Linked DNA regions of Homo sapiens: region 1 is linked to region 2. A link is an interaction called in ENCODE POLR2A ChIA-PET data of the cell type or tissue named here. Cell type or tissue: A673. All regions are shown on one strand. Each heading gives the region's core, and the rest is flanking DNA. Links, peaks and the distances in the headings are about the cores only.

Region 1 (16,106 bases), core at 3,903-11,902, 270 kb after region 2:
AAAATAAAAACCAGGAAAGCAGGGAGATTGCCACGACTTGCAGAATCCACCTCGAACACTCCACCAGGATTCCAAGCATATCAGACCCCACACTCCGATTCCACGGCAGGTTCTATACTATGTTAGTAAGTCAAATAAGCTTTAACAAAACATCGAAATCCAAAATGTCAGCCACGACCTCATCCAAGACCACTCCACATCTGCCCAAACTCCCCTTACCCCTCCCAGAGCACTCCTTAGGGCGTGGGAGCCGAGGGGCATTTTCCACCACAGCTGAGTTCTTCACGCCACTGTATCATCCCCTCCTGCGTTCTGGGTGTTTGGGTTGGAAGCGATGCCAGCAGAGAGTTTTTGTTTGTTTGTTTGTTTGTTTGTTTGTTTGTTTTGAGATAGAGTCTCACTGTCACCCAGGCTGGAGTGCAGTGGCGTGATCTCGGCTCACTGCAACCTCCACCTCCCAGATTCAAGCAATCTCCTGCCTCAGCCCCTCAACTAGCTGGGACTACAGGTGTGCACCACCATGCCCGACTAATTTTTGTATTTTTAGTAGAGATGGGGTTTCACCATGTTGGCCAGGATGGTCTCAAACTCCTGACCTCAAGTGATCCACCTACCTCGGCCTCCCAAAGTGCTGGGATTACAGACGTGAGCCACCACGCCTGGCCCGGCAGAGATTTTTCTTCTCGGATATCACTCAGCTGTAATTGGAGACATCTGAACACCCACCCGGATCATCACCCCCACTCCCACCCCAGGAGCCACTTTGTCTAACAGGGGCATGGAACTCATTCGACTTTCCCTGGGTTCCAGAAGGAAACTCCAATTACTCAGCCACCACTACTGTTAGCGTGGGAAGCTGGGAAGCACGGAATGAAGCCGAGTTATGAATCATGCACACACAGACAGCTGTCGGGGGATGCATGCCAACCAGAGGGGCCACACATATTCCGTGTTGATGGGACAGCACCTGCAGGAGGCAGAGAGAACTTGTAACAGATCATATGAAATCCCCATTGCCGTAATTCCTTTTTGGAACAGGGCAGGGCATAAAAAGAAGTAATCCAGATGATCAGCCAGACATGAAAAGAAAAGAACTGTCCTCAGGCCAGCTGGGCCTCAGTGTCCGTGTTGGAAGGACACTTCCAGCTTTGGTGGTCTTGATGTCCATACCCTGAGGAACCTGGCCTCTGAGAAGGCTCCCAGGACCCATGTGGACAGGGGGGCTCTGCACCATTTTACTTGAAAGGGGGCTTTACAGGCATGGTGGCACGTGCCTTAATCCCAGCTACTAGGGAGGCTGAGGCAGGAGGATCACTTGAATCTGGGAAGCAGAGGTTGCAGTGAACCAAGATTGTGCCACTGCACTCCAGCTTGAGCAAGAGTGAGACTCCACGTCGGCCGGGCATGGTGGCTCACGCCTGTAATCCCAGCATTTTGGGAGGCCGAAGCGGGCGGATCCCAAGGTCAGATCATCGAGATCATCCTGGCTAACACGGTGAAACCCCGTCTCTACTAAAAATACAAAAAATTAGCCGGGCGTGGTGGCAGGTGCCTGTAGTCCTAGCTACTCGGGAGGCTGAGGCAGGAGAATGGCATGAACCCGGAAGGCGGAGCTTGCAGTGAGCCAGGATTGTGCCACTGCACTCCAGCCTGGGTGACAGAGCGAGACTTCGTCTTGGAAAAAAAAAATTAAGCCACAGATCTAGTATAACCCTCTAATCTCACAGATGAGAAACAGACCCGGAGAGGCTGAGTGATTCACCAACATCGCACAAGCTGCTGTGTCAAAATGGCAGGCAAGAAAGTTACAGTCTGAGATTTTGGGGTTTTTTTGTTTTGTTTTGTTTTGTTTTTGAAATAGAGTCTCACTCTGTCGCCCAGGCTGGAGTGCAGTGCCGCAATCTCAGCTCACTGCAACCTCCACCTCCTGGGTTCAAGCAATTCTCCTGCCTTAGCCTCCTGAGTAGCTGGGACTATAGGTGCGTGTCACCACGCCTGGCTAATTTTCTTTCTTTCTTTTTTTTTTTTTTTTTTTTTTAGTAGAGATGGGGTTTCTCCATGTTAACCAGGATGGCCTCGATCTCCTGACCTCGTGATCCACCCACCTCGGCCTCCCAAAGTGTTGGGATTACAGGTGTGAGCCACCGTGCCCGGCCCAGTCTGAGGTTTTTGTATTTCATTTTTAGGTAAATTCTGTATGCACATATTACCCAATTTTAAACTGAAAACTCTATTAGCATCAAGGTGACCTCTGGAACCAAAGGGCAAAGAAAGAGGCAGGTACAGACTTCCCCATCATTCCTCCTTCTCATCTCCTTGCCCTTCCACAACCAGGGAAAATCCTTCTCCGCCAGGCAATGACTTCATCGTTTCCTTCTCACTAATTTGAATACTCTTATGGGAGAGCCAAACAAAAAATGAAAATGATGAATGACTCCTTGTGCAATGCAGAAAAAATGTGGCGTTTGGGATCTCACAGTGACGGAATACCCCTCATGCAGAAACAGAACATGCTTCTCTCCAAAACAAAAAGCAGAAACAACAAAGGTATTTCAGAGCTCAGAAGGTGTTTTGCCAAATGGTAGGTGTGTAAAAGATTTTAAAGGGGCAGGTGAAAGCAAATCAACTCTCACCTCCAAAGCAGGTAACTGTTTTATTTGAAAGAAAAACAAAAGTTCCCTCTAAATAAGCCACAAAGCTAAGTCAGGGGAGAAAAAGAAATGGAAGAGAGGGATGCCTAACAAGTAGGAGGAAAAATACCTGCTGGGATAACTGGCACATTTATTTTAAACATTGACAGATTTTGACTAAAACATATTTTTAAGCCGGAACTCAACCTCTATCTGCACACCCCATGTGTCCAGGTGACTGGTCAGACCTCAATCATGAACACTAACGTCTAAGAATATCTAAAAAAGTTTCTACTTAGAAACTACTGTTAAATCATAATCCAAGTTTGGGCAATGCTGCTTTCTTATCATAGATTTCTTACTGCATCAGAATCTTGAAACATATGCTCAGGTTTTATTTGCAGTTTCCACTGTCGGTGGCTATCAGCAGCGCTGTGTGGGGAAAGCACCTGTCTTCCTTGGTAGCTGAAGAGGAGATTAAACCAACTCTTGGTGGCCACCCCACTCCGTGTCAGAGACTATGCAATGGGCTTTCCACAGCACCACCTGCTCTGACCTTCCCCACATGAATGGCTGCCAGGTCCGACCCGCAGACCATGGCTGAACAACGGATGAACAAATGCACTCAGACACAAGAATCCAGTGAAAGAGCAGGCTAGGGGACCCGGCCACCCACAGACACCAAGGAGGGTGCTGTAATGAGTCAGCAGCCACAGCCCCGAAAAGCCGGCACTGTGGGCATTTATTCAGTATAGATTTAATGACAAAGGCCTTGAGTCAACACATTTGTGGGCAATTCACATGGTCACCCAGACCCGGAGAGAGTAGTTCTGTGCGTGGATGCTTAAGGGCGAGGTTCCAAGGCCTAAGTAAACTAACTTACCTAGATCAGTTTATTTATATCCCCTTGTTATCTAACGTAAGCTTTCAGGCACCAGATAAAAGAATCTGGCTGCCTTCAGCCAAATCCTTTTCCGAAGCTTTTGTAAAACCTTCCAGCCTTCCAAGAAGGTTTGCATCTTCTGCAATTTTTCCCACCACCCTTACCAATCTCCTACAAATGGCATTACCATGAGTGGGCATTATTGCAGCTTGTCCATTTTAAGATGAGATGTCATGGAATTTGCCCCAGGCCAGTAGCCAATGAAGCTCCAGAGCCTGCCCTGCTTTCAGCATCCCATGCAGCCTTGCCCAGTGGGAAACCAGACTTCTAATAAACTCAGGCTGGTTATTCCAAGGTCATGTCTTTGGCCCTTCTGCTAAAGAATAACTCCTTTACAATCTAAAGACTAGAGTGGAAGCAGTTCCAACCCTCAGCAGATTCAGCTCACTACTAAACTAAAATCAACACATTTGGATTTTTCTCTAAGGTAAACCTGAACTGGGGGGAAAAGAGCATAGAGAAGTCCCTGTCACCCTCTTTATTGATTATCTTTTCTAACCCTAAACCTTGCCTTATTACCTTTTGTGGTCTTTTATTGCTTGTTTAAATAAAACAGAGGCATTTGACAAAATGAATATTAAATGTAGTTACAATCAAGCAATTCTGCAGAGTAATAAACATCTGGGGTTTTTTTTAGAGCTTAAAGAGAATGTAGTAATGTCAGGTGCACGTGTTTCTGACTGTCATGGAAGGTTCAGGGGTCTCAGGAAGGTGTGGGTGATGCACAAGGCATATCCAAGGGACTGCGAAAATGTTCAAACCACTGCAGATTTGGCTCTTTTGAAATGACTGTGAATTACCTGTGAAAATGATAACTAAAGGGTTAAGATTTCAAAAAAAGAGAAGGTTCAATGAAAAAGAGACTTGCTTCACATATAAGAGAAACACAAACATGGACAACTGACTATGTTTTCTCATCTTTCAAAAAAAGTTGGACTAAAATATTTTTGGCACAACAGTAACCAGCAACAAACAATTGGTTCTAGTATGAGAAAAAAACTGTCGAAATCTTCAAACAAAAACTCCATTCCAAGAAAACACCTACCACACCAGGCACGGTGGCTCATGCCTATAATCCCAGCACTTTGGGAGGCCAAGGTGGGAGGATCGCTTAAATTCAACAGTTCAAGGCCAACCTGGGTAACATAGTGGGACCCCTGTCTCTACAAAAAATTTAAAAATTATCCAGGCATGGTGGCTCACGCCTGTGGTCCCAGCTACTCGGGACGCTGAGGTGGGAGGATCACTTGGGCCCAGGAAGTTGAGACTGCAGTGAGCCATGATCAGACCACTGTACTCCAGCCTGGGTGACAGAGCAAGATCCTGTCTCAAAAAAAAAAAAAAAAAGATACACATATCACAGTCCTGAACACAGACCACACCAATCTGTTTCATGGACGTCCACAGCACTGCTGCTGAAGGATGCGTTATAAAGGCTAAAAAGAATTGCACACAAAGTTTAAATAATAATGAGAGTTCCATAAATATTATCTATGTACTAAGAGTCTGCTGACATATTATCTCGGCGCATCCTCACCCTATCCAGTGAGGCACCCTGAAGGAGGGCCCCACATCTTCTCTATTCCCCATGGGTCCCAGAGCCTCACACAGGATCTTGCACACAGCTGGTGTGCCAGAGAAAGTAGTTAAGTAATTAAACTTTTTATTTTTAAGTAGACTATTACCAGCTACATGACACAGATAAGGAAATAGAGGCATAAAAGGTTACTGATTTTCCCAAGTTTACTCGTCTAATAAATTGGGATTCCAAACCAGGGCCAGCAGGACCCCATCCCAAGATCTAAGTAATGTAAAATGAATGAACCACGGGCTGATATGCAATTTCTGCAAATACTTTCTACCCCAGCTTTTCTACCATGTTATCTACTTTTTTTTTTTTCCTAAAAGTCTCATACACCCTCAAAAGATGAAGACTGCCACCATTGAGAACATTCAAAAGATAGGTGCTGTTGGCCAGGCACCGTGGCTCAGGCCTGTAATCCCAGCACTTTGGGAGGCCGAGACGGGCGGATCACGAGGTCAGGAAATCGAGACCATCCTGGTGAACACGGTGAAACCCCGTCTCTACTAAAAATACAAAAAAAATTAGCCGGGCGTGGTAGCAGGTGTCTGTAGTCTCAGCTACTTGGGAGGCTGAGGCAGAAGAATGGCGTGAACCCGGAAGGCAGAGCTTGCAGCGAGCTGATATCGCACCACCGCACTCCAGCCTGAGCAACAGAGCGAGACTCCATCTCAAAAAAAAAAAAAAAAAAAAAAAGATGGGTGCTATGGGTTTGAAAGAGCTTCAGCAGAATCCCTGCCATGGCTGGGCAGCTTGCCCTACCCTGAAGGAGGCCATGTTCGCTCCACTCCAGGTGACATTCACTCCTGCTGTTCTGCGCAGTCAAATTTGGGATGCTTCAAGTTGTCCAATAGTAAAATGATACTCAACTGCAATGGATTGAATGTTTGTGTTCCCTCCCCAACCCTCTGTCAAAATTCATGTGTTGAAATCCCAGCCCCCAATGTGATGGTAATCACTTTTGCAGGTGATTAAGTCATGAGGGTGGAGCCCTAACTAATGGGATTAATGCCCTTCTATCTGAGGACCGTTGAGAGCTCTCTCACCCTCTTTCTGCCATGTGCGGATACAAGAAGTCAGCAGTCAGCAGGGTCTGGTGGCTCATGCCTGTAATCCCAGCACTTTGAAAGGCCGAGGCAGGAGGATCATTTGAGGTCAGGGGTTCGAGACCAGACTGGCCAACATGGTGAAACCCTGTCTCTACTAAAAATACAAAAAAAATTAGCTGGGTGTGGTGGCACATGCCTGTAATCCCAGCTGCGCAGGAGGCTGGGGCAGGATAATTGCTTGATCCCCGGAGACAGAGGTTGCAGTGAGCCAAGATCCTGCCACTGCACTCCAGCCTGGGCCACAGAGTGAGATTCTGTCTCAAAAAAAAAAAAAAAAGTCAGCAGTCTACAATCTAGAAGATAATTTGACCAAGCCGGGTAGCACCTTGATCTCAGACTTCTAGCCTCCAGAACGGTGAGAAACAAATTTCTGTTGTTTATAGGCCATTCAGTGGATGCCACTTTGTTACTGCACCCCGGAATGATGAAGACATCAACATCAACGCTGAGAGGACACTGGGACGGCTCAGTTCTAATGAAAATGCACCTAAATAGAACACATTATCACTATCACAAAATGGTAAACATCAAAATAACTCTACCATACTTGAAAAATCGGTGACAAAATATGAAAATAAACAACCAAGAACACTAAAAATTAATGTAGAAGCTTCTCTGAAAAATACCAGGCCACAGAATAATTCAACTTCAGGAGCTTGGCATGTGAAAGGTTAACTTATTCAGGTGTTGAATTGGAACAACAAAAAAAATTTGATGGAGAATTTGCCAGAATAACCCTTCAGTCACAACCGTTGCCAAAGTCAAAGGCCAAAGTTATATTTTAAATTTTAGAAGTAAACATTAAAATGAAGGTTTCTTAAAATTCTCCAATAATTTTCACTTTTAAAGTACCAAACTGACACATAAAAAAATTCGTGCTAATTATCCCAAGCAATCAACTTCTTTAAAACCCTTTATTTCACAATTACGCTAATATCCCATTAATTTGGGACACTTACCAATGTATTTATTCTTTGCTCATTACCTATGTGCACATTAAGAGTACACCAATAACACAATACAGGCATTAATATGTAAAACATCAACAAAAGCCATCTGGAAAGCTAATGAATAATCAAGGGATTTCAAATTAAACTACAGAATTTTCCCTTAGAATCTTTAGGACAACACTGTCAAGCTCAATCTATTCACTTCGCCTCCAGAATCAATTTTTCAAACTTTATGACAGGTCTAATCGCTTCCACCTGTGTCTCCAGCTTGACTCTTGACTGGCATGCTACCAGCCAGGGTGGAAATGTAGACAAAGACCCCTATTAGGATCCGGCTGTTTCTCTACTGTGAGGTCACTCAGCCATTAAATTAGTTCCAGCCCAATTTCTGTCCTCTCGGGCCTCGACTTCAGGGGAGGAGGGTGCAGAGTTGAGTCAGTTAGCAGCACAGACCCAGAAGGGAAGAAAAGGGGGAAAAGATGTTTGGGACTGACTAGGTAGGTGTGCACAAAGCTGAAAAGCTGGAGTTGGTCCCAAACTCTGAAATCGAAATACTATCTTTCTTAAATGACTGCAGCTATTCTCCCCAATGCGATCCTGCCCCCTTCCCATTTAAAAAAAAAAAAAATATATATATATATATATATATATATATATATATATATATATATATATATATTTATTTATTTATTTTATGGGATTGTGTTTCCTTTTCTTCTCCTTCATTTGTAGAAAGTCAACTGTCTCCCACACAACATTTCCTCAACTCACATGAGGCTGATTCACAAAACTAGCTCAGCAACCTAAAAGCGCCAGAAGTCACTGAGAGATAAAAGGCTGGTTGGTGGAGGCTCTGGCGTGGGCGCATCACCAGGTCAAAGGAGGTGAGCTGAAGATGCCTGGAGAGCATCTAGTGTTCCAACGCCCCTGATCTCACAGCTGAAGACAGTAAGGCTCAGGGAGGAGAGACTGTCAAGGTCACAGAGCTAGTGAATGACAAAGTCTTGGTTCCAGCATTTTCCCTACTAGATTACGAGCTCTACAGCATCAGAAACAAGGCCCAACACACAGTAACTGCAAAAACAAAAACAAAACACCACACATCGCTCCTATATCACTGTGCCCACCTCCTTTCTGCCCAAAGCCCCAATGATCAGACCAAGAACGGTGTACACAACTTTACAAACTGGCACAGGCACTAGGATCTCCTTCTGCAAACGCACCGTCAGGCATGGACGCTGCCTGAGCCGCCAGGACACCTCTCCAGTGCCTAACACAGTGCCTGGCATACAGGAGTTGCTCCAGAACTGCTTATCCCATGAGGCAAAGAAGTCAAATCTAAGCCTGAAACATCAAGGGACTCAAACGGTGACAAATGAGAAATCAGCTTATTTAATAAGAAAATCTAAAATATTCTTTACAAATACAAAACGTCCAACCTTGGACAACTTATTCAGGATGCACAAGTATACGAAGGAAATTGGCGTAAGCAAGTTTATGCCCATCTGCTCACCACACACTGCGGTTTCACGTCATTTCACTCTCTGATGGAGACTTGGTATAAGTCAATCAAAAAAGACGCTATTGGCCAAATAAAAGATGATTCCAAAAATAGCACAATGACTCAGTTACCCCAAGCTCCTATGTTTCACAGTCTAGCCTCATGCTGTCTCCAGAGGGTTGACTATCATTTATCAGGAGATTAAATGGAATGTGCCACACACCCACTACGTCAAGGCAGACTGAACTCTGGGAGGGGCTTTTCCTGCAGTGACAATGGATTTGCAGTGGCTGGTCCACACCCACTTCCCTAGACCCCATCACCACCAATAGCTCACATTTTGCAAAGGGATTCCTGAGCTGTAGCTGTGGGATGTGAGCCTGGAACACGGAGAAGTTCACTGTCCCAGACACAGACACAGACACAGACTGGACCCATGTCCCTGGGACTCTACTTAACTGGCTGAGCTAACTGCTCACAGGGAAACCTACTAGGAAATAGCACAGAAAAATAAAGGTCTCTGGCGTGAAACAAAACTGGCAATACACACAGCATGGTGATATGGTTATGCCCTGTGCCCCCACACAAATCTCATCTTGAATTATAATCCCTGTAATCCCCATAATCCCCAGGTGCCAAGGGAGAGACTGGGTGGAGGTAATCGGATCATGGGGGTTGTTTCTCCCATGCTGTCCTTGTGATGGTGAGTTCTCATGAGATCTGATGGTTTTGTAAGTGTTTGGTAGTTCCTCCTGTGTTCATTCTCCTGCCTGCCGCCTTGTGAAGAAGGTGCCTTGCTTCCCTTCACCTTCCGCCACGATTGTAAGTCTCCTGAGGCCTCCCCAGCCGTGCTGAACTGTGAGTCAGTTAAACCTCTTTCCTTTGTAAATTACCCAGTCTTGGGCAGTACTTTATAGCAATGTGGAAACAGACTAATACACATGGCATCCAGAAGGTGTTACCCTGACAATAGTGTGGAAAAGCAATTCATGGTCGGGAAGACATGTCAGAGAAAATGACTGGAGCCCAGGATAAAGGATGAAATCACGTTTTCTAAGCAAATGAGTTGGGTGGCACAGCCAAGTCAGATTCCTGGGGAAAGCGCATCACTAACGGGGTTTTGAGTTTTTACTCTGGGGGTGGAGGGGACTCAGTCATCAGCAAGCGGCACCCACATTGCCCTGTGCTACTTCCTCTCCCCAGAGTGCTCTCCCCTCTATTCAATCACAAACACACTTCCAAATTTGTGGGGTGGAGACACAAGGTGAAGGCGGTGGGGGGTTCATGCTCTAAGACAAGCCACTCACATGCCCAGAGAGATCAAAAGAAAGCTCTCTACACCAGTACCATGGTAGCTCAGCTGGTACTGAAATACCAGCCCTCAAAAAATACCACACCCTCAAAAATCTGTCAGAAATCTCCAAATCCTCCTAGATGTGTAAACACCTAAAAAAAATTCCTCTAATTACCTTGAGTAAGCACTGAAACAAAAGCAGTGTTATAAGTCAAATAATTATCTTCACCTGTGATCCTAAATCTGGTAGACCCTGGCACTATCAGAAGGTATACTACTTTCAGGGCCTCCAAGTATTTTTCTTGGTAGTCTGAAAAACTGAAAGTACATGCCTGAGGCAGAATTCTAATTGTCTTCCAATGTCTACCAATGTCTACCCTCCTTTCCTCCTTAGTGATAGAAGCCTGGTTTCCAGTTAGATCCATGGTTGCCTACTATAAAGACCACATTTATTTCCCAGCCTTGTTTGTAGGTCACGTGACTAGGTCCTGTTCATAATACATAAACAAAAAGGCCATGTGCAACTTCTGTCCCTTGAAGAATGGGGATGTAGCTTCTTTACCCCTTCCTCCCACTTACTGGCTCAAGTAAGAACATAAACACTGGGATCACCATCCTGGACATGTGCTGAAGGTGGCCGAGCAACTCAGCTGGGTCCTTGACACGTGAGCCAACGCACCAATGCTGGACTTCCCATCTCAGCCTATCTCATTTGCAGGAGAGAAAAGTAAACTTCCATCCTGTTCAAGCCACTTCTATTTTCAGATATCTGTTGCACACAGTGAAACCTAATCTTAATTGACCTAGGAACCGGTACCTGAACCGGGGGTGCTAGGTCTCAGATTTTATGTATGCCCCAGAAACAAGGCCTAAAAATGCAGCCTGATATGGAGGAGATGGGCAGAGGATCACTGGCAAAGACACAGGTCTCACAGGTTCTCGACTGCTGACTGCCGCAGCAAAACCTTTGATCGAGTCCTGACCTTCTATATGTTGGGAGGTAGACCTGGTGTCTGTTAGAAGCTGTATCCTTACAGGAAACAGCTCTGAAAATTCAAAATGTCAGTGCTTGCCAGTCCTTGACACTCTCAGCAAGGTTCAATCAAGAGAAATGATCTCCAACTAAAGCTAACTAGTCTCAAGAAAGTGGGAAAGAATACAGATTTGATTAGAAAGGAGCTCTGTGTCAGCAACCAGCAATCTAAGTGAGCCTATGGGGCTGTCCCTGCAGCCCCAGCAGGAGATAAGACAGATGCTTTACCACATAGAGCCCAGAAGCCTTGTGCCAAAGATATGATTAAGGGCCTGGCCTTCCACCCAAGCCCACGGTTTCATTTGGCCCAAGGGAGTTGCTATTAAATTGGGAGGGAAAGGAATGGCAGAGCGCTGAGGCCTTTAAAAGACCAGAGTTTTTAGGCTGAAAAACTGTCTAGACAAGATCTTGATGGTTACTCACATGGAACCAATCAGAAGCAAACAGACTAGAGGGCTACTAAAGTCCTGAGAGACTTGTATCTCTACAGAAACCTTAAGGCTGGCCTATAAAAAGCTGTGACTATTCAGTCCTCAAAACAACACCCAGACCCCAAATCCTCCCAGCAAGCGGGTTTTGGAAGCCCATCCTCTCCAGCATCCATCTCCGATGTGGTGCAGAGAAGACCCTTTCAGAAGGCAAAGCCATGACTCCAAAAGATCCCAGGCAAGAGAGTTCCCGGAGGGCAGAACGCGGGTTGCCAGACAGCGACAAGGAAACATAGTGGCCGCCAGTGCAGGGGGTGCAGGGAGACTTGATGGTCGTGATTTCTACTACAGCAGTGTGGCACATGGTGTGCTGGGGGCAGAGAGCTCGTCTGTTTCAGCTAACAGATTGCAAGACCTCAACAGGTACATCCGGCCCTAAAAGAGAAAACGGCACATCATCCAGAGATCCTGAATCTGATCAAGTGGAAGGAAATGAATGTCATACCAGGGCCATCTTCCTTGAGGAAGAGGTGAGAGTTTTCTATGGAGGGGAAGACAAATGCATGTGGATATCTGGGACCTCAGCAGAAACTGCTGGCTGTTCCCCACTGTGTCCTTCCCCGTCTTCCTTAGGAATACAACTCCCAATTTTCAGCTGGTGCAGGTTCCATGATGGGGAATGGTAGACGGAGAAAAAGAGATTTTGTAAATCATATGATCAAGATCTATATCTAACATAAATTTCACTCCTACTTCAGCCCATTAGGAAAGAGCTGCTCAATTGCTGAAGAAATGATACACACAGACGAAGAGAGAAATAAGCATTGAGAGAACCCAGTCCATAGTTCTGAAAATTCTTCTTGTTCTATCCAATAGTTTCATCAAAGTGATAGTCTCATCATGTTGCCCAGGCTGGTCTCAAACTCCAGGGCTTAAGCAATTCTCCTGCCTCAGCCTCCCAAAGTGCTGCAATTACAGGCATGAGCCACAAAAAAAGTATCCCACTTTTTTTTGAGATGGGAGTCTTGTTCGGTCACCCAGGCTAGAGTGCAATGGCGCGATCTTGGCTCACTGCAACCTCTGCCTCCAAAGTTCAAGCAATTCTCCTGCCTCAGCCTCTTGAGTAGCTGGGATTACAGGAGTGCACCACAACTGCCTGGCTAATTTTTGTATTTTTAGTAGAGACAGGGTTTCACTATATTGGTCAGGCTGGTCTCGAACTCCTGACCTCAAGTGATCCACCCACCTCGGCCTCCCAAAATGCTGGGATTACAGGTGTGAGCCACCGCGCCTGGCCATATCCAACATTTTTTATAAATATTCAGAAACAGGAACAATTCCACACACAGTAAATTCTGTTACCTAGAATTCTACACACTGGTATAATACTAGTGTTTGACACTGTTCCAGTAACAACTCCAAAGCACTAAAACAACAGTCCCCAACCTTTTTGGCACCAGGGTCCGGTTTTGTGGAAGACAGTTTGTCCATGGACAGGGGGTTTCGGGATGAAACTGCTCCACCTCAGATCACGAGGCATTAGTCAGATTCTCATAAGGAGCACGCAATCTAGATCCCTCACATGCACAGTTCACAATAGGGTTTGAGCTCCTATGAGAATCTAATGCTGCCGCTGATCTGACAGGGGGCGGGGCTCAGCCAGTAATGCTCACTTGCACCACTCACCTACTGCTGCGCCGCCCCGTTCCTAACAGGCTGCAGACCACAGCCCGGGGGTCGGGGATCCCTGCACTAAAAAATAATGTATGAGATTCGTGGATTTGTTTAAAGCACACAAAAGCAGCAACTGGAAGAGAACAGCTGCCAGTACACATAACCTATTATTACTATCACAAATAGACTATGTTTCCATAAGTATAGCTCGTTAACATGGTTTGGATTTGTGTTCCTGCCCAAATCTCATGTCAAATTGTAATCAGTGTTGGAGGAGGGCCTGGTGGGAGGTGATTTGATCGTAGAGGTGGATATTCCCCTTGCTGTTCTCATGATAGTGAGTTCTCATGAGATCTGGTTGTTTAAAAGTGTGTGACACCACCCCCTTTGCTCTCTTCCTCCTGCTCCCATCATGTAGGACGTGCCTGCTTCCCCTTCACCTTCTGCAACGATTGTAAGTTTCCTGCGGCCTCCCCAGCCATGCTTCCTGTACAGCCTGCAGAACTGTGAGCCAATTAAACCTCTTTTCTTTGTAAACTACCCAGTCTCAGTTCTTTATAGCAATGCGAGAACGAACTGATACACTCATGTAGGATCAAATATAGTTTTAGAAATATTTTAGTCTTATTCTTAGAATGTAACAGGCCATGTATTTTGTGCATCCATCTATCTCGTGGTCCCTCTGACATCAAGATGACCTCTTCAAATGTCTTCTCCTTAAAAAGGCAACTGCCTCCCCGCGCCAGGAATTTCTTCCCAGGTTCACTGACTCAGTAGGTTTCTGTGAGTAACCTCACTTCGTAGTGTTAGGAAGGAACCCTGGGAACAGCGGATGCAGGGCATCTGGTAAGCTAAGGCCGCCAACAACCATTCATCCAGTATCAGCTCTGCACCAAGCAAGGGATTCATAATTAATAATCAAACCAAACAAGAAGAGAAACAAAGATTCCTAAACACCCTCAGAAAGGCCAAAATATTTTTCCCCTTTGTAAAAGTAAAAACTCTTAACCCTATGGGAGGTTCCACCTCTAGTGTTGGCAAGCTCAGCTTCAATGTCTGTCAAACACTTTTACAGACCCAAGTTTCCTAAGGCAGAGGTTTTTTTTTTTTTAAGTTTAATATCAAAAGTGAACTTCCTGATATCCAAGAATATTAAGGCAATATATTTATACAGGTTCTTTTTTCACCCAAAAACACAGGCTGGACAGCGTGTGGTGAAGCCCAGCCCTCTGCGGATGTGCGGGAGCCTCAGCCTGTCCGCACTCTCAGGGCGTGTGCTGCCCTCTTGGTGACGCGCTGCCCTCTTGGTGACGCGCTGCCCTCTTGGTGACACGCTGCCTGGCCACGAGCTCCAGGACCACACTTCCAAGGTTCCCAGGTGGCAATGACACGAAATATTCTTCAGTATTCTCCACAGAAACAACAAAAATGGCCTGGAAGTACCCGTATTTTTCTATCTGAACTTCACCTCCCCAAATCTTTTGTTCAATAACTTGTCTCATTTTTTTATTCAGAAAATGTAACTATCGCGAGTTACCCCTTCGATATAATGAAGTCTTCGCTTGAGTAACAAAGGATTATTACAGAGTTTGCAACAAGCAAGTGATGACTGTTCCATCTAAAAGAACAGGCTTTTTCCTTTTCTACTGGGAATCAATGGATGTCAGGGGTGAGGTGGAAACAGGAGAGTTAAGAAGCGCTGAAAAATGAAAGTACCTATGACATCACAAATTAACTCAGTACACAACAATTACTAATGAACACGGCTCACAGCTCCCCTCCCAGCCTGCCCCCATTGCTCTGATAATCCTCCCAAACAACTCTGCCAATGCCTCCTCTAATACAACACACATACTAACACTGTCATTCTGATGACTCTAAGTGTGACAGTCAAGAAAATGCTAAAGTTGGCTCATCATTTTATATCCATATAGCATTAAATTCCAGAAACTATTATCAAGAAAAAGGCCAAAATATTCCCATACATTGAATTATACATCTGTCTAATCATGTGGTCCCATGAGTGAAATGCCTAGAAACTATGAATCCAGTTATTTTTGGAATATTTCACGCCTTAAATTTTAACACCGCACTGAGGGAAGGCACTTTTGTTATTCCCTCCCTCTATAACCAAATTTTTTAAACTAAAATAGTATTAGTACTATTGGGGAGTTTTAAAAAATTCCTTTCATTTGTTTTCTATTTTTTTAATCTTTAATCAGAGTCTATGTAACAGAAGGAATCAAAAGGAAAACCTGCAGTAAGAGTAAATTTCTAATATCCAAATGGGGTTATCAACTGCTTAAAAAAGGTATGGGGGTTGGGAATGGGTGGCTCACGCCTAAAATCCCAGCACTCTGGGAGGCTGACTCAGAAGGATCACTTGAACCCAGGAGTTCGAGGCCAGCCTGGGCAACATGGTGAAACCCTGTCTCTACTAAAAATACAAAACTTAGCTGGGCATAGTGGCGTGTGCCTATAGTCCCAGCTACTTGGGAGGCTGAGGCAGGAGCAACCCTTGAGCTCAGAAGGTCGAGGCTGCAGTGAGCTGTGATTGTACCACTGGACTCCAGCCTGGGTGACAGAGCAAGATCCTATCTCAATCAATCAATCAATGAATAAATGTATTGGATAGCAATGTACCAAAAACACTTTTCAAAATACAAAGCTCTGACCTTTTTCAATTTACACAGCTTAGGTGTCATTCAAACTTCCTATTCAAATGCCCCTGAAAAACATCCTGTATTAAATGTCTAACACTGATTGTAACTGCACAAAAGAAGAATGATAACCTGAGCAATAATGCCACCGGTTAAACATCTTTTTTCATAATATTCGTTTATCAAAGAACATTCTGAGGGCCTGATTCAAAGAAGCAAGACACAAAGCACAACCACCTTCCATTCCCATAAAAAACAAACCTGTGATCAAAGAACTTCAATTTCCTTTCCCACGATTTAAC
Region 2 (16,106 bases), core at 4,052-12,051:
GTGAGACCTTGTCTCAAAAAATAAAAATAAAAAAGATCAAGGTGGAAGCAGATTCTGTGTCTTGTGATGGCCCATTCCTTGTAGATGGTGACTTCTGTATGTCCTCGCATGGCAGAAGAGGTGAACAATCTTCCTCAGATCCCCCTTTATAAGCTTGCTGCTGTGGTTTGAATGTCTCCCCAAGTTCATGTGTTGGAAACAATCCTTAATGCAACAGTAATGAGAAATGAAAACTTTAAGAGGTGATTAGGTTATAAGGACTCTACCCTCATGCTCATGAATGATTTCACATTATTATCCAGGGAATGGGTTCATTATCAAGAGACTGGATTTGTTATAAAAGCAAGTTCATCCCTCTCTTGTTCCCTCTCTTACTTCATCTATGGGATGATGCAGTGAGAAAGCCCTCACCAGAGGTAGTGCCTTGGTCTTGGACTTCTCAGCCTCCAGAACCATGAGCCAATAAATTTCTGTTCTGTGTAAATTATCCAGTCTCAACTATTCTGTTACAGCAGCATAGAACAGACTAAGATGTCCCTAATCCCCTTCTTAAGGACTCTGCTTTTATGACCTAATTACCTCCTAAAGGCTCCACCTGTTAGTACTATTGCATTGAGGACTAGGTTTCAACTTATAAATTTTAGGGTGACACAAACATACAGACCATAGCATTCTGCCCCAGCCCCCCTAAATTCATGTCATTTTCACATGCAAAATACATTAGTTCCATCTCAATAGCCCCAAAAGTCTTCACTTATTCTAGCATCAACCAAAAATTTAAAGTCCAAAGTCTCATCTAAATTTCATCTAAATCAGATATGGTGAGACTCAAAGTAGGATTCATCCTGAAGCAAATTGCTGTCCAGCTATAAGCCTGTGAAATCAAGCAAGTTATGTGCACCCAGATACAATATTGGGGCAGGCAGAAGACAGACATTCCCATTCCCAAAGGGAAAAATGGGAAGGGAGAAAGGGGCAATAGGACTCAAGTAAGTCCAAACAATGCTAAATCTTCATGCTTGAGACTAACCTCCGCTGACTGCATGTCCTACCTTCTGGACACACTGGGGTGGGATTTGAGGTCACAAGGCTTTGGGGTGGCTTTGCCCCCAAAGCTTCACTGGACCGAGCCCACACTGTAGTTCTCCCAGGTTGGAGTCTCATGCCTGTGGCTCTCCCAGACTGGAATTGCATGTTGATGGTTTCACTAGTCTGGAGTCTAGAAGGCTGCCCCATTCTCACGACTCCCACTAGGCATTGCCCTAGTGAAGGCTCTCTGCAGTGGGCTTGCCCTGCAGGTGCCCCTCTGAGTTCATTGCATGCCAGAGACTGCAGGCGGTTCCATCTTTTGAAATCTAGGTGGCGCCAGCCACACCCCCACAGCTCATGCACTCCGCAGCCTGGTGGATGTGAAGGTTTACTGCCTGTGCTCTCTGAAATCAGAAGATTCCAAACCCCCTGTGCCAGGCAGTATTATTGTGCTAAGGTGGACTGGAAGATCTACTGGCTCTTACCTTTGGTTGGATTATTTGCTAGGGGGCCTCTTGCTTCTCCAGACTACTAACCTCCTGGCTCAAGCACCCACAGGCTTCACCAATGCCCAACCCCATCTAAGTCCTGGAGTGAGCAGGCTTAGGTGCTTGCTGTCGCTGTGGCCAAAGCATACCTTGGCTACAGTGCTGGATAGCACAGATACAGATAAACAAATACCAGGCCAATTTGTTCTCTTGCTTTTTATTAGGAGAAGAAAGGAAGTCCTTTCTCCATCTGGACATAAAGAACTTATGGAGAAAGACTGGGCTGACCATGAGTGGTAGAACAAAAATAAGGCAGAAGAACAGGAAAAAAAAAAACAAGAAGGAGAAGCACAGAAAAATAAATAAGATGCAGAGTGATCTGTTTATTGGGTTGGTTTCTGTGTAAGCACACAGCTGAGTGGTTAATACCCAGAACCCTGTGAATTTCCCTCGACTGTGGTGGGGAGGAGAGCACTGTGGTCATCTCTTTCTCATCTGAGGGAACTGAGGCCCAGAACACAAGCCCAGCTCACAGCTAAAAAGTCATGATCACAGGATGCAAACCCTGTCTTTGTGGGACTGCACAGCCAGTGCCTTGAGTACTCTGCAATTTTACCCCAAAGTTTCAGTAGTGTGCCTTGGGGATCAATTGTGTTTGAGCCAAGGTGGAAATTTTTCTGCTGGAAAAAGTTATGAGTAAGCTACCACGGATCCAAAAGTAATTTGCTTTGCATGGTTTTCACCCCAATATTAATTGGAAAAATAAAGCAGGGAACTCTCCTTGTTGCAACAAGAGGCCAGGAAGCCAACACATCATTCATAAGCAACATTAGGTGTTTCCTTGGGGGAAAAACACTTTTTTTTTCAGAATGGAAATATCTTTATTGCTGTCTTGCTTAAAGAAGTACCTGTTCACCTCCTGTCCAAGAAGGCCGAATAGGAACAGCTCCAGTCTACAGCTCCCAGCATGAGCGACACAGAAGACAGGTGATTTCTGCATTTCCAACTGAGGTACCGGGTTCATCTCACTGGGGATTGTCGGACAGTGGGTGCAGGACAGTGGGTGCAGTGTACCAAGTGTGAGCCAAAGCAGGGTGAGGTATCGCCTCACCCGGGAAGTGCAAGGGGTCAGGGAATTCATTTTCCTAGCCAAGGGAAGGGGGAACAAATGGCACCTGGAAAATCGGGTCACTCCTACCCTAATACTGTGCTTTTCCGACAGTCTTAGCAAACGGCACACCAGGAGATTATATCCCACGCCTGGCTCAGAGGGTCCTACACCCACGGACCCTTGCTCATTGCTAGCACAGCAGTCTGAGATCAAACTGCAACACGGCAGCGAGGCTGGAGTGGGGGGGGCGCCCGCCATTGCTGAAGCTTGAGTAGGTAAACAAAGCGGCCCGGAAGCTCGAACTGGGTAGCCCACCACAGCTCCAGGAGGCCTGCCTGCCTCTGTAGACTCCACCTCTGGGGGCAGGGCATAGCCGAACAAAAGGCAGTAGAAACCTCTGAAGACTTAAATGTCCCTGTCTGACAGCTTGGAAGAGAGTAGTGGTTCTCCCAGCATGCAGCTTGAGATCTGAGAATGGACAGACTGCCTCCTCAAGTGGGTCCCTGACCCCCGAGTAGCCTAACTGGGAGGCACCCCCCAGTAGGGGCAGACTGACAACTCACATGGCCAAGTACCCCTCTGAGACGAAACTTCCAGAGGAACGATTAGGCAGCAACATTTGCTGTTCACCAATATTCGCTGTTCTGTAGCCTCTGCTGCTGATACTCAGGCAAACAGGGTCTGGAGTGGACCTCCAGCAAATTCCAACAGACCTGCAGCTGAGGGTCCTGACTGTTAGAAGGAAAACTAACAAACAAAAAGGACATCCACACCAAACCCCATCTGTAGTCACCATCATCAAAGACCAAAGGTAGATAAAACCACAAAGATGGGAAAAAAACAGAGCAGAAAAACTGAAAATTCTGAAAACCGGAGCTTCTCTCCTCCTCCAAAGGAACGCAGCTCCTCACCAGCAACGGAACAAAGCTGGAGGGAGAATGACTTTGACAAGTTGAGAGAAGAGGGCTACAGATGATCAAAATTCTCTGAGCTAAAGGAGGAAGTTTGAACCCAATGCAAATAAGTTAAAAACCTTGAAAAAAGATTAGACAAATGGCTAACTAGAATAACCAATGCAGAGAAGTCCTTAAAGGACCCGATGGAGCTGAAAACCATGGCATGAGAACTACGTGACGAATGCACAAGCTTCAGTAGCCGATTTGATCAACTGGAAGACAGGGCATCAGTGACGGAAGATCAAATGAATGAAATGAAGCAAGAAGAGAAGTTAAGAGAAAAAAGAGTAAAATGAACAAAGCCTCCAAGAAATATGGGACTATGTGAAAAGACCAAATCTACGTCTGATCAGTGTACCTGAAAGTGACGGGGAGAATGGAACCAAGTTGGAAAACACTCTGCAGGATATTATCCAGGAGAACTTCCCCAACCTATCAAGGCAGGCCAACATTCAAATTCAGGAAATACAGACGTCACAAAGATATTCCTCGAGAAGAGCAACTCCAAGACACATAATTGTCAGATTCACCAAAGTTGAAATGAAGGAAAAAATGTTAAGGGCAGCCAGAGAGAAAGGTCGGGTTACCCACAAAGGGAAGCCCATCAGACTAACAGCTGATCTCTCGGTAGAAACTCTACAAGCCAGAAGAGAGTGGGGGCAAATATTCAACATTCTTAAAGAAAAGAATTTTCAACCCAGAATTTCATATCCAGCCAAACTAAGCTTTATAAGTGAAGGAGAAATAAAATACTTTACAGACAAGCAAATGCTGAGAGATTTTGTCACCACCAGGCCTGCCCTACAAGAGCTCCTGAAGGAAGCACTAAACATGGAAAGGAACAACCAGTACCAGCCACTGCAAAAACATGCCAAATTGTAAAGACCATCAAGGCTAGGAAGAAACTGCATCAACTAACAAGCAAAATAACCAGCTAACATCATAATGACAGGATCAAATTCACACATAACAATATTAACCTTAAATGTAAATGGGCTAAATGCTCCAATTAAAAGACACAGACTGACAAATTGGATAAAGAGTCAAGACCGATCAGTGTGCTGTATTCAGGAAACCCATCTCACATGCAGAGACACACATAGGCTCAAAATAAAGGGATGGAGGAAGCCCTACCAAGCAAATGGAAAACAAAAAAAAGGAAAGGGTTACAATCTTAGTCTCTGATAAAACAGACTTTAAACCAACAAAGATCAAAAGAGACAAAGAAGGTTATTACATAATGGTAAAGGGATCAATTCAACAAGAAGAGCTAACTATCTTAAATATATATGCTCCCAATCTGGGAGCACCCAGATTCATAAAGCAAGTCCTTAGAGACCTACAAAGAGACTTAGACTCCCACACAATAATAATGGGAGACTTTAACACCCCACTGTCAACATTAGACAGATCAACGAGACAGAAAGTTAACAAGGATATCCAGGAATTGAACTCAGCTCTGCGCCAAGCAGACCTAATAGACATCTACAGAACTCTCCACCCCAAATCAACAGAATATACATTCTTCTCAGCACCACACCGCACTTACTCCAAAATTGACCACACAGTTGGAAGTAAAGCACTCCTCAGCAAATGTAAAAGAACAGAAATTATAACACACTGTCTCTCAGACTACAGTGCAATCAAACTAGAACTCAGGATCAAGAAACTCACTCAAAACTGCTCAACTACATGGAAACTGAACAATCTGCTCCTGAATGACTACTGGGTACATAATGAAATGAAGGCAGAAATAAAGATGTTCTTTGAAATCAATGAGAACAAAGACACAACATACCAGAATCTCTGGGACACATTTAAAGCAGTGTGTAGAGGGAAATTTATAGCACTAAATGCCCTCAAGAGAAAGTAGGAAAGATCTAAAATTGACACCCTAACATCACAATTAAAAGAACTAGAGAAGCAAGAGCAAACACATTCAAAAGCTGGCAGAAGGGAAGAAATAATTAAGATCAGAGCAGAACTGAAGGAGATAGAGAAACAAAAAACCCTTCAAAAAATCAATGAATCCAGGAGCTGGTTTTTTGAAAAGATCAACAAAATTGATAGACCGCTAGCAAGACTAATAAAGAAGAAAAGAGAGAAGAATCAAATAGACGCAATAAAAAATGATAAAGGGGATATCACCACCAATCCCACAGAAATACAAACTACCATCAGAGAATACTATAAACACCTCTACGCAAATAAACTAGAAAATCTAGAAGAAATGGATAAATTCCTCGACACATACACTCTCCCAAGACTAAACCAGGAAGAAGTTGAATCTCTGACTAGACCAATAACAGGCTCTGAAATTGAGGCAATAATTAATAGCTTACCAACCAAAAAAAGTCCAGGACCAGAAAGATTCACAGCCGAATTCTACCAGAGGTACAAAGAGGAGCTGGTACCATTCCTTCTGAAAGTATTCCAATCAAATAGAAAAAGAGGGAATCCTCCCTAACTCATTTTATGAGGCCAGCATCATCCTGATACCAAAACCTGGCAGAGGCACAACAAAAAAAAGAGAATTTTAGACCAATATCCCCGATGAACATCGATGCAAAAATCCTCAATAAAATACTGGCAAACCGAATCCAGCAGCACATCAAAAGGCTTATCCACCATGATCAAGTGGGCTTCATCCCTGGAATGCAAGGCTGGTTCAACATACACAAATCAATAAATGTAATCCAGCATATAAACAGAACCAATGACAAAAACCACATGATTATCTCAGTAGATGCAGAAAAGGCCTTTGACAAAATTCAACAGCCCTTCATGCTAAAAACTCTCAATAAATTAGGTATTGATGGGACATATCTCAAAATAATAAGAGCTATTTATGACAAACCCACAGCCAATATCATACTGAATGGACAAAAACTGGAAGCATTCCCTTTGAAAACTGGCACAAGACAGGGATGCCCTCTTTCCCCACTCCTATTCCACATAGTGTTGGAAGTTCTGGCCAGGGCAATCAGGCAGGAGAAAGAAAAAAAGGGTATTCAATTAGGAAAAGAGGAAGTCAATTGTCCCTGTTTGCAGATGACATGATTGTATATCTGGAAAACCCCATCGTCTCAGCCCAAAGTCTCCTTAAGCTGATAAGCAACTTCAGCAAAGTCTCAGGATATAAAATTAATGTACAAAAATCACAAGCATTCTTATACACTTATAACAGACAAACAGAGAGCCAAATCATGAGTGAACTCCCATTCACAATTGCTTCAAAGAGAATAAAATACCTAGGAATCCAACTTACAAGGGATGTGAAGGACCTCTTCAAGGAGAACTACAAACCAATGCTCATTGAAATAAAAGAGGATACAAACAAATGGAAGAACATTCCATGCTCATGGATAGGAAGAATCAATATCGTGAAAATGGCCATACTGCCCAAGGTAATTTATAGATTCAATGCCATGCCCATCAAGCTACCAATGGCTTTCTTCACAGAATTGGAAAAAACTACTTTAAAGTTCATATGGAACCAAAAAAGAGCCCGCATTGCCAAGTCAATCCTGAGCCAAAAGAACAAAGCTGGAGGCATCACGCTACCTGACTTCAAACTATACTACAAGGCTACAGTAACCAAAACAGCATGGTACTGGTACCAAAACAGAGATATAGACCAATGGAACAGAACAGAGCCCTCAGAAATAATGCCGCATGTCTACAACTATCTGATCTTTGACAAACCTGACAAAAACAAGAAATGGGGAAAGGATTCCACATTTAACAAAAGGTGCTGGGAAAACTGGCTAGCCATATGAAGAAAGCTAAAACTGGATCCCTTCCTTACACCTTATACAAAAATTAATTCAAGATGGACTAAAGACTTAAATGTTAGACCTAAAACTATAAAAACCCTAGAAGGAAACCTAGGCAATACCATTCAGGACATAGGCATGGGCAAGGACTTCATGTCTAAAACACCAAAAGCAATGGCAACAAAAGCCAAAATTGACAAATTAAACTAAAGAGCTTCTGCACAGCAAAAGAAACTACCATCAGAGTGAACAGGCAACCTACAGAATGGGAGAAAAATTTTCAATCTACTCTTCTGACAAAGGGCTAATATCCAGAATCTACAATGAACTCAAACAAATTTACAAGAAAAAAACAAACAACCCCATCAAAAAGTGGGCAAAGGATATGAGCAGACACTTCTCAAGACATTTATGTAGCCAACAGACACATGAAAAAATGCTCATCATCACTGGCCATCAGAGAAATGCAAATCAAAACCACAATGAGATACCATCTTACACCAGTTAGAATGGCAATCATTAAAAAGTCAGGAAACAACAGGTGCTGGAGAGGATATGGAGAAATAGGAACACTTTTACACTGTTGGTGGGACTGTAAACTGGTTCAACCATTGTGGAAGACAGTGTGGCGATTCCTCAGGGATCTAGAACTAGAAATACCATTTGACCCAGCCATCCCATTACTGGGTATATACCCAAAGGACTATAAATCATGCTGCTGTAAAGACACATGCACACGTATGTTTATTGCAGCACTATTCACAATAGCAAAGACTTGGAACGAACTTGGAACCAACCCAAATGTCCAACAATGATAGACTGGCTTAAGAAAATGTGGCACATATACACCGTGGAATACTATGCAGCCATAAAAAATGATGAGTTCATGTCCTTGTAGGGACATGGATGAAGCTGGAAACCATCATTCTCAGCAAACTATCTCAAGGACAAAAAACCAAACATCACATGTTCTCATTCATAGGTGGGAATTGAACAATGAGAACACTTGGACACAGGAAGGGGGACATCACGCACTGGGGCCTGTTGTGGGGTGGGGGGAGGGGGGAGGGATAGCATTAGGAGATATACCTAATGTAAATGACGAATTAATGGGTGCAGCACACCAACATGGCACATGTATACATATGCAACAAACCTGCACGTTGTGCACATGTACCCTAGAACTAAAGTATAATAATAAAAAAAGAAGTACTGGTTCATTATAAAATATCAAAAAGCATAAATGTATAAAGGCTCATCTCCCTTTTCTTCAGTTCCTCTCCCTGCTCTGCAAGAATGGACTTCCAAGGCTGTAGATGGACTATAGATGGTTTTATATAATAAGAAAGAAGAATCCACAATATGGGCACCATTGTGTATGAAGATGTCTTTCCAAGGTAATACACTCCGTGCAGAGCTTGCTTTTTTGGAACTGTGAGAGCTTCATTGATGAATGGACTCTTAACAATTCCCCACTGACAGGGATACGACGTCATGATATTACAAACAACCCTGCCATGAGCATTTCCTGAATCCTTGTGCATCTTTACCCATCTTGAAGTATTTCCTCAGGACAGATTTATAGGGCAGGGATGTATTTTTTTTTTACATTTTTTCATTTTTTAAAAATATTTTTAGAGACAGGGTCTCTCTCTGTCACCCAGGCTGGAGTGCAGTGGTGAGATTATAGCTCATTGCATCCTTGAACTCCTGGCTTCAAGTGACACTCCTGCCTCAGCCTCTCAAGTAGCTGGAATTACAGGTGTGCACCACCATGCCCAGCAAATTTGCTTTTTTTTTTTTTTATAGAGATGCGGTCTCACCATGTTGCCCAGTCTGGTCTTGAATTCCTGGCCTTAAGCAATCCTCCCATCTCTGCTTCCCAAAGTGCTGGGATTACAGGCACGAGCTACTGTGCCCAGGCTACAGGGCAGTTTTTAAAAGCCCTAGTGTCTCTAAGCGTGTTATGCTGGGCCACATCCCCCAAAGGTAAACACCCACATCACAGTCACAACACAACCCACATTCCTGGCTTTGTTGTGCTTGCCATTGCAGATCCCCAAGCCTCCTTGGAGCATCCCCACTAAATTCTATTCATGGGGGGCAGGACGCAGGCCTTTAAGCCACCCTGCAGCATCCTCCACTTACTTTTTTTACCTTCCCTGTACTGATTGTATGAGATGCCAAGGCCCTGTTCCCTCTCTCGGCTGACAATGGTCCTCACCCACATTCAGCAAACCTGGGCTGGGGTTGGGGTAGTCAGGACCTTGACAATTTCCATGCCAGGGACCCAGATCCCATCTCTGGAGCCACAAGCCTCTGAGCTGTCAGATGAATGGCAAAGTCGTTCCTTGACTCCATCATACACAATCCAAACTCAATATTCCCTGGACTCCTTCCGTCTCTGTCCTACAAGATTCCAGAATCCCCATACCAGGACAGTATTATTATACTAAGTTGGAATGGAAGATCTACTGGCTCTTATCTTTGGATGGGTTTTTTCCTAGGTGGCCTCTTAGGCGTCCAGACTACTAAACATCTGGCTCAAGCACCCACAGGTTTCACAAATGCCCAAACCCACCCAAGTCCTAGAGTGAGCGGCTTAGGTTCTTGTTCTGCTCACACCACAGATTGTTGGATCTCCATGTGTAGGGGGTGAAGGGGGCAACTCGGAGATTTTGAAGGGAGAAGTGTCACGAGCATCTTCGTGGGCAGGAGGAAGATGAGGATGTGAAAATTAGAAGAGACAACCTGGGGATGGGGGAGACACATTCAAGAATGCTAGAATATCAGAGCTGACTAATACACTGAGCTTGCAGTGTATTAGTCAGTGTTGCTGCAGCAACAAACAGCCCCAGATTTTCAGTGGCCACAACAGCAAACACACCTTTCTCACTATATTACTGGGGCCCCGGCTGTTGCTCTGCTCCATGCATCTTCTCATTCTGGGACCCAAACTCAAGAAGCAGTCATGTGGGTCTCAAGGCAGAGAAAAAGAGCAAGAGGGCTGGCAGGAGATCCCACTGTACTTCTTAGATAGAGCTTGTGCAAGCACCTGGCTTAACTCTTATTTGCTCACATTTCAGTGGCTAAAGCATGTCCCCTGGCTAAGCTCAAAGTCAAGGGACAGAGATGTATAATCCTTTAACAGGGAAGAGGGTGTGAAGAATTGTTAATACCAACTCTAACTACCACAGATGGCACAACCCTAACTCTGTTATATGCCGGGAGAAAGTGAGGCACAGAAAGGGGAAGTGGCTTGCCCAAGGTCCACAAACCAGGTAGCAGCAGAACCAGCTCTAGCACCAAATTTCCTGGCAACCAATCCAATGTTCTTAATCCTACTCCCAAAATTTCTTCCAAGAGATATTAACTGATATGGCTTGACTCTGTCCCCACCCAAATCTCATGTTGAATTGTAATCCCCAGTGTTGGAGATGGGGCCTGGTGGGAGGTGATTGGATCATGGGGGTGGATCCTTCATAAATGGTTTCGCACCATCCTCCCCCAGTGCTGTCTTGTGATAGAGTTCCAATGAGATCTGGTTGTTTGAAAGTGTGTGGCATGTTCCCATTGGTTCTCTTGCTCCTGCTCCCACCATGTAAGACATACCCGCTTCCCTTTTGTCTTCCATCATGACTGTAAGCTTCCTGAGGCTTCCACAGCCATACTTCCTGTACAGCCTGCAGAACAGTGAGCCAATTAAACCTCTTTTCTTTATAAATTACTCAGTCTCAGCCATTTCTTTATAGCAATGGGACAATGGACTAATACATTAACCAACTGCGGAATGGGCAGGGAGGTCTTTGTTATAAGACAGCTCAGAGCCTTTAATATGCCATTGAGGGGTTGGGTGCAATGGTTCATGCCTGTAACCCCAACACTTTGGGAGGCCAAGGCGGGTGGATCATCTGAGGCCAGGAGTTCGAGACCAGCCTAGCCAACATGGCGAAACCCCATCTCTACTAAAAATACAAAAATTAGCCAGGCGAGGTGGTACACCTGTCATCCCAGCTTCCCGAGAGGCTGAGGCAGGAGAATTGCTTGAACATGGGAAGTGGAGGTTGCAGTGAGCCGAGATCGCACCACTGCACTCCAGCCTGGGTGACAAGAGTAAAATTCCATCTCAAAAAAACAAACAAAAAAATACGTCATTGAGATTTATCATCTCCAGGTCAGGAAAGTGGGCTTCAGCTTTTCCCAACTTTTTTTTTTTAATCACAAAATCCACAGAACCATCTGAGGAGCAGCATGTGGGGTTGGTGTTCCCAGGAACACACTTTGGGAAACACAGCAGCACCACACCAGCAAGTCAGATGGACTTACTGCACCACAGGCAACATGAGACTCAAGTTTTAGGTTGCTATAAGGAATGTTTTAAAATAACATAACCTTCATATAAATTCTTCACAGCTTAGAAATAGACACAGCTTTCATTTTTAGAAAGTTCCCATTACTTTGTAAGGCCATCATTAATTTTGATTATTTTTTCCATTTTTATTTCTTTTTAGTTGCAGCTGAAAATGTAATAAATGTAATGAAACAGATATTCATAAAGTCATTGGTGGATGAATCATGGGGATCTGGATAATGTTTTTGTCTATGACAGCCTTTATTTCTTTAATAAAAACAACAAATATCACAAATCACTTCTCAACAATAAAAATATGTTTTCACAAAGCAAAAACCTACGTTTTGCTGTGAAAATGGCAGCACATCTGTCATTCTCAACACATCTTAAACAGTCGTACATGGCGTGTGGTTGGGGCCATGGGACTCTTCTGAAAAAGGCTACAAGAATTAGGTCATCTCAAATCATTAGGGTATTTTTTTCCATGATGATTATTTTGAGTTGTAACATATGTTAAATTAAAATAAACTTTATATGGCTTTGGATTTCCCCAAATCTTTCAAAAAGTAAAATCCTATTCAAATGGCTCAAAAATAATACTGTAAAATATACTCCAGTCCCCCTTTAAGAGTTTTCTGATATACTGGAATAGACTTAGAAACTGTGGCCAGAAGGGTCGGCTCTTTTTGCCCGCTTCTTAGGCAGGTGTTTCCACAGATCACAAGCTTCTGGTTAAAAGAGGCCTGAAGACCACTGACCTGCTCCCTGTGGGCCTGAGTCCTCTCCTCTTCGTCCCTCCAGGTCACCACACAGGCCCTGGGGACAGGTACAGCTCACAGCTAGGAAGTCATGATCCCAGGATTCAAACCCCATCTTTGTGTAACTGCACAGCCAGTGCCCTAATACTCTCCAGTTTTACCCGAGAGTTTCAGTGGCAAGGCTTGGGCCTCAATTGTGTTTCCACCAAGGTGGAAAATTTTCTGCTGGAAACAGTTATGAGTACAGTTAAGAGTCCCCCACCTGACCACGTGGGACAGGTCAGGTGATACAAAGTTGTCCTTTATGTGGGACCAAAATGTACTTCCCTTCAGTCTCTGTTGAGGGAGGAGGAATGAGTCTAATTCCTGTATCCTGTGACTGTCCCTTCAAATATTTCAAGACTGTCATCTTCCTCCCCAGTCTTCTCTTCCACAGACCAAACAACCTTCAGCTCCTATGCGGCACCTGGCATGAATGCTTCTGAGGCTCTGCAGCTGCTGGAGGCGGACATTGGCCTAAAGGAGCCCATGAGTCCATGATGCCAAGACTGGGCAGGGACACCCAAGAGCTGTTTCTACTCTAGGAAATGGGGTGAGTGGAGGACAGGGGTGTCAGAGCCTCATGGGGCAGCAGGGCCTGTCTCCCTCATTGCCTTGATTGTGCCCTATGACTGTGTCCCCATACTGCCATGGAGATGGGACAGGACCCTAGCCCAACCTCTGTGTCTCTGTGGCCTTTCTACCCAGTGCCAAACCAGATGATGTGTTTAAATATGTAGATGACCAGCATAATGGAGACATGTCCTGAGTTATATACGTAAAACCCTGCAACATAATGAGAAATACATGTTCGTCATTGTAACTGTGGAGAATGTGGGGCCGTTTGTTCCTGCGGTAATGCTGACTAATACACCAACTAAGATTCCTCCCAGAAATATGTGCAGCCACCCACGGCTTAACAATGGGGATGTGATCTGAGAAACTTGTCATTAGGAAATTTCATCATTGTTCAAACATCATGGAGTGACTTACACCAACCTAGATGGTGTAGGCTACTACACACCTAGGTTACATGGTAGAGCATTTTGCTCCTAGGCTACAAACCTGTGCAGCATGCTACTGTACTGAATACTGCAGACAACTGTAGCACAATGGTAAGCATCTGTGTATCTCAACCTAGAAAAGGTACAGAAAAAATACAGTATTATAATATTATGGGATCACCATCATATATGCGGTCCATTGTTGGCCAAACCATTGTTATGTGGCAAAAGGCTGTACATATATAAAATGTGTGTGTAGATACACACACACACACACACACAGAGCATTTTGATAAGACACATAGATTTGCATATAATTTCTATTATCGTTCCAGAATGAAGTGGTTTGCCATTTTTATTAGTAGTTTACTCTAAACTAAATCCAACATTTCAGTTTGTTTTTCTGATCAGATTGAAAATATATTTAAAATATTATAAATCTTTTAGACTTGTCAAAAGAAAAGTGCAGTGAAATTCGTTTCACCAGATCACGAACATCTTCAAATAACCCTGGGGCTCTTTTTCTTCTCAGCATTCTCTTCCCTATCCCATCCAATCCTGCTTCTACGGCAGGTAAGAGAAAGGATAAAAACAGGTTGAGGAAAGGGTTCAGTCTGTCATTCATTTACGTCTGGGGCTGCCAGGAAAGCTGGCTGGTTTTCCTTCTGCTCTGTGAGCTGAGAGGCCTGGCGTTCCCACACTCCACACCTGAATGAGCCAGGGGGGCCTCCGCTAATTGCCTGGGTCCCTCGCCTCCTGGCCTCGTTGGTGAACAGTAAGCCATTGTTTTGTAAGGGAGAAAAATAACCTTTTAATGAATGCGTGCACATCGCCCCAGCCCCCTACCCAGCATCCTGTGCCCAGGGTTTCATCCTAGAAGACACTCCAGGGAACGAAGTGCAATGGTGCCAGGTGGCCCCACAGAGCCTCCTCACTCCTGCAGGCATCCATCTGAAATTGGACTTCATGGGCCAGGACTTCAAGGTGAACTAAAAGTAACAAGCAAAAGCCACTTGCCTCTTCTCTGCTTGAGGGGAAGTCGACCATAGAGTCAATTCGTCCCTTCGCTGATTTACTGGCTATCACAACAAACACCCTGAAATACATTCCGGAATATTATCATTGCCGCAGCATCTGCTCTGCTCTGCCAGCAAACACGACTCCCCAAAGCCACGCCAGGGCGTCACCTACTCTCCTACCTCTGCACATCCATTATATTTTTGTAACGGCAAAGGGTGCAAAAAGCAAACAGTGTGAGCTGGGCGCATGTTTTTCTAACAGGGCAGTAAGAAAATACTTGCTACCTGAGATATTTCTGTAAGTCAGTGAAGCACGCCATTCAACATGTGGGTTGCATTATCCTCTGAGTTGAGCCTGGCTTTCTAACTCACACTAAACAGGCGTCTGCCAGGGCTGAGTTTAATAAAAACTGCAACTTTCGCTAGTTAATGCATATAGGCAATAAAGATTCAGGCATCCCGAGTGCTTAAGAACAGGCTAATTGCTGTGCACTCTGTCCCTAAATGAGGGTTGTCCCCAAAAAACAGCAGAGAGACAATGACCCTGTGAGCATCCACTAGGACCAGCCTGTGATGCAAGCTTTTGAAGCATCCACACGTGATGTGCGTCAAGCTTCTGAAGCTACGCTCCTGAGGAAGGCTTTGTGCAGCTCAGACTTCCCCACCATCTGCTAACCATGCCCTGCGATGGTTTCCATCCTAAGTGGATTTATGTTCCATCCCTTCATGATGCTTGCCTACAAGGAAGGCTGTATTATTTGGAATGTATTATTTGGGTCCTGGACTGTATTATTTGGGTCCTAGAGTTTTTTCAACATGTTCATGTTGATGGTTATGTCCTTTGATTTCACTGAGGTCATTACAAGAAGCGTCTAGATGAAGATGATTAAGAAGCTTCTGCATTGGAACTGACGTCGTTTCGTTATCAAGGGTGCCCCTCGTTTTGTCACCCAGGGAGCCCAGTAGATGGTCCAACAAAAAAAAAATTTTTAACATAATGCCAGGAGAGAAATGCCCTTAAAAATGATTAAGTGGCCAGGCGCGGTGGCTCATGCCTGTAATCCCAGCACTTTGGAAGGCCGAGGTGGGTGGTCAGGAGGTCAGGAGATCGAGACCATCCTGGCTAACACGGGGAAACCCCTTCTCTAACTAAAAACACAAAAAATTAGCCGGGCATGGTAGCGGGCACCTGCAGTTCCAGCTACTCGGGAGGCTGAGGCAGGAGAATGGCATGAACTCCGGGAGGCAGAGCTTGCAGTGAGCGGAGATCGCGCCACTGCACTCCAGCCTGGGTGACAGAGCGAGACTCCATCTCAAAAAAAAAAAAAAAAGAAAAAGAAAAAGAAAGAAAGAAAGCAGCAACTTCCCCACTCAATCTTGGGAAATGAGGGGACAGGTAGCCCTATTTTCTGTAAGAAATAGTTTCTGGGCCAGGCACCTTGGCTCTCACCTGTAATTCTAGCACTTAGGAAGGCTGAGGCGGGAAGATGACTTGAGCCCAGGAGTTTGAGATCAGCCTGGGCAACATAGTGAGACCGTGTCTCTATAAAAAAATTTGAAACTTAGCCAGGTGTG

What was found. ChIA-PET counts read pairs that join two places held together with the same protein. Peaks named below come from ENCODE experiments on the same cell type or tissue, not always from the same donor. Only the 100,000 strongest peaks of a DNase experiment are listed, where the experiment ranks them.
Region 1: POLR2A ChIA-PET joins it to region 2 with 8 read pairs; 2 of 35 experiments call an interaction of 5 or more read pairs at or near these places.

Annotation. Positions count from the first base shown.
Region 1 is chr21:36,880,605-36,896,710 of GRCh38, forward strand. The region is part of intron 6 of HLCS (holocarboxylase synthetase); the gene reads right to left. Among named protein-coding and RNA genes, the nearest start is that of HLCS-AS1, 78 kb to the right of the region's middle. In A673, for the core only: no CTCF peak of the experiment used is centred there; DNase peaks (open chromatin) are centred at 7,497 and 8,937; H3K27ac peaks cover 2,275 bases.
Region 2 is chr21:36,614,105-36,630,210 of GRCh38, forward strand. No RefSeq gene overlaps it. Among named protein-coding and RNA genes, the nearest start is that of SIM2, 77 kb to the right of the region's middle. In A673, for the core only: no CTCF peak of the experiment used is centred there; no DNase peak of the experiment used is centred there.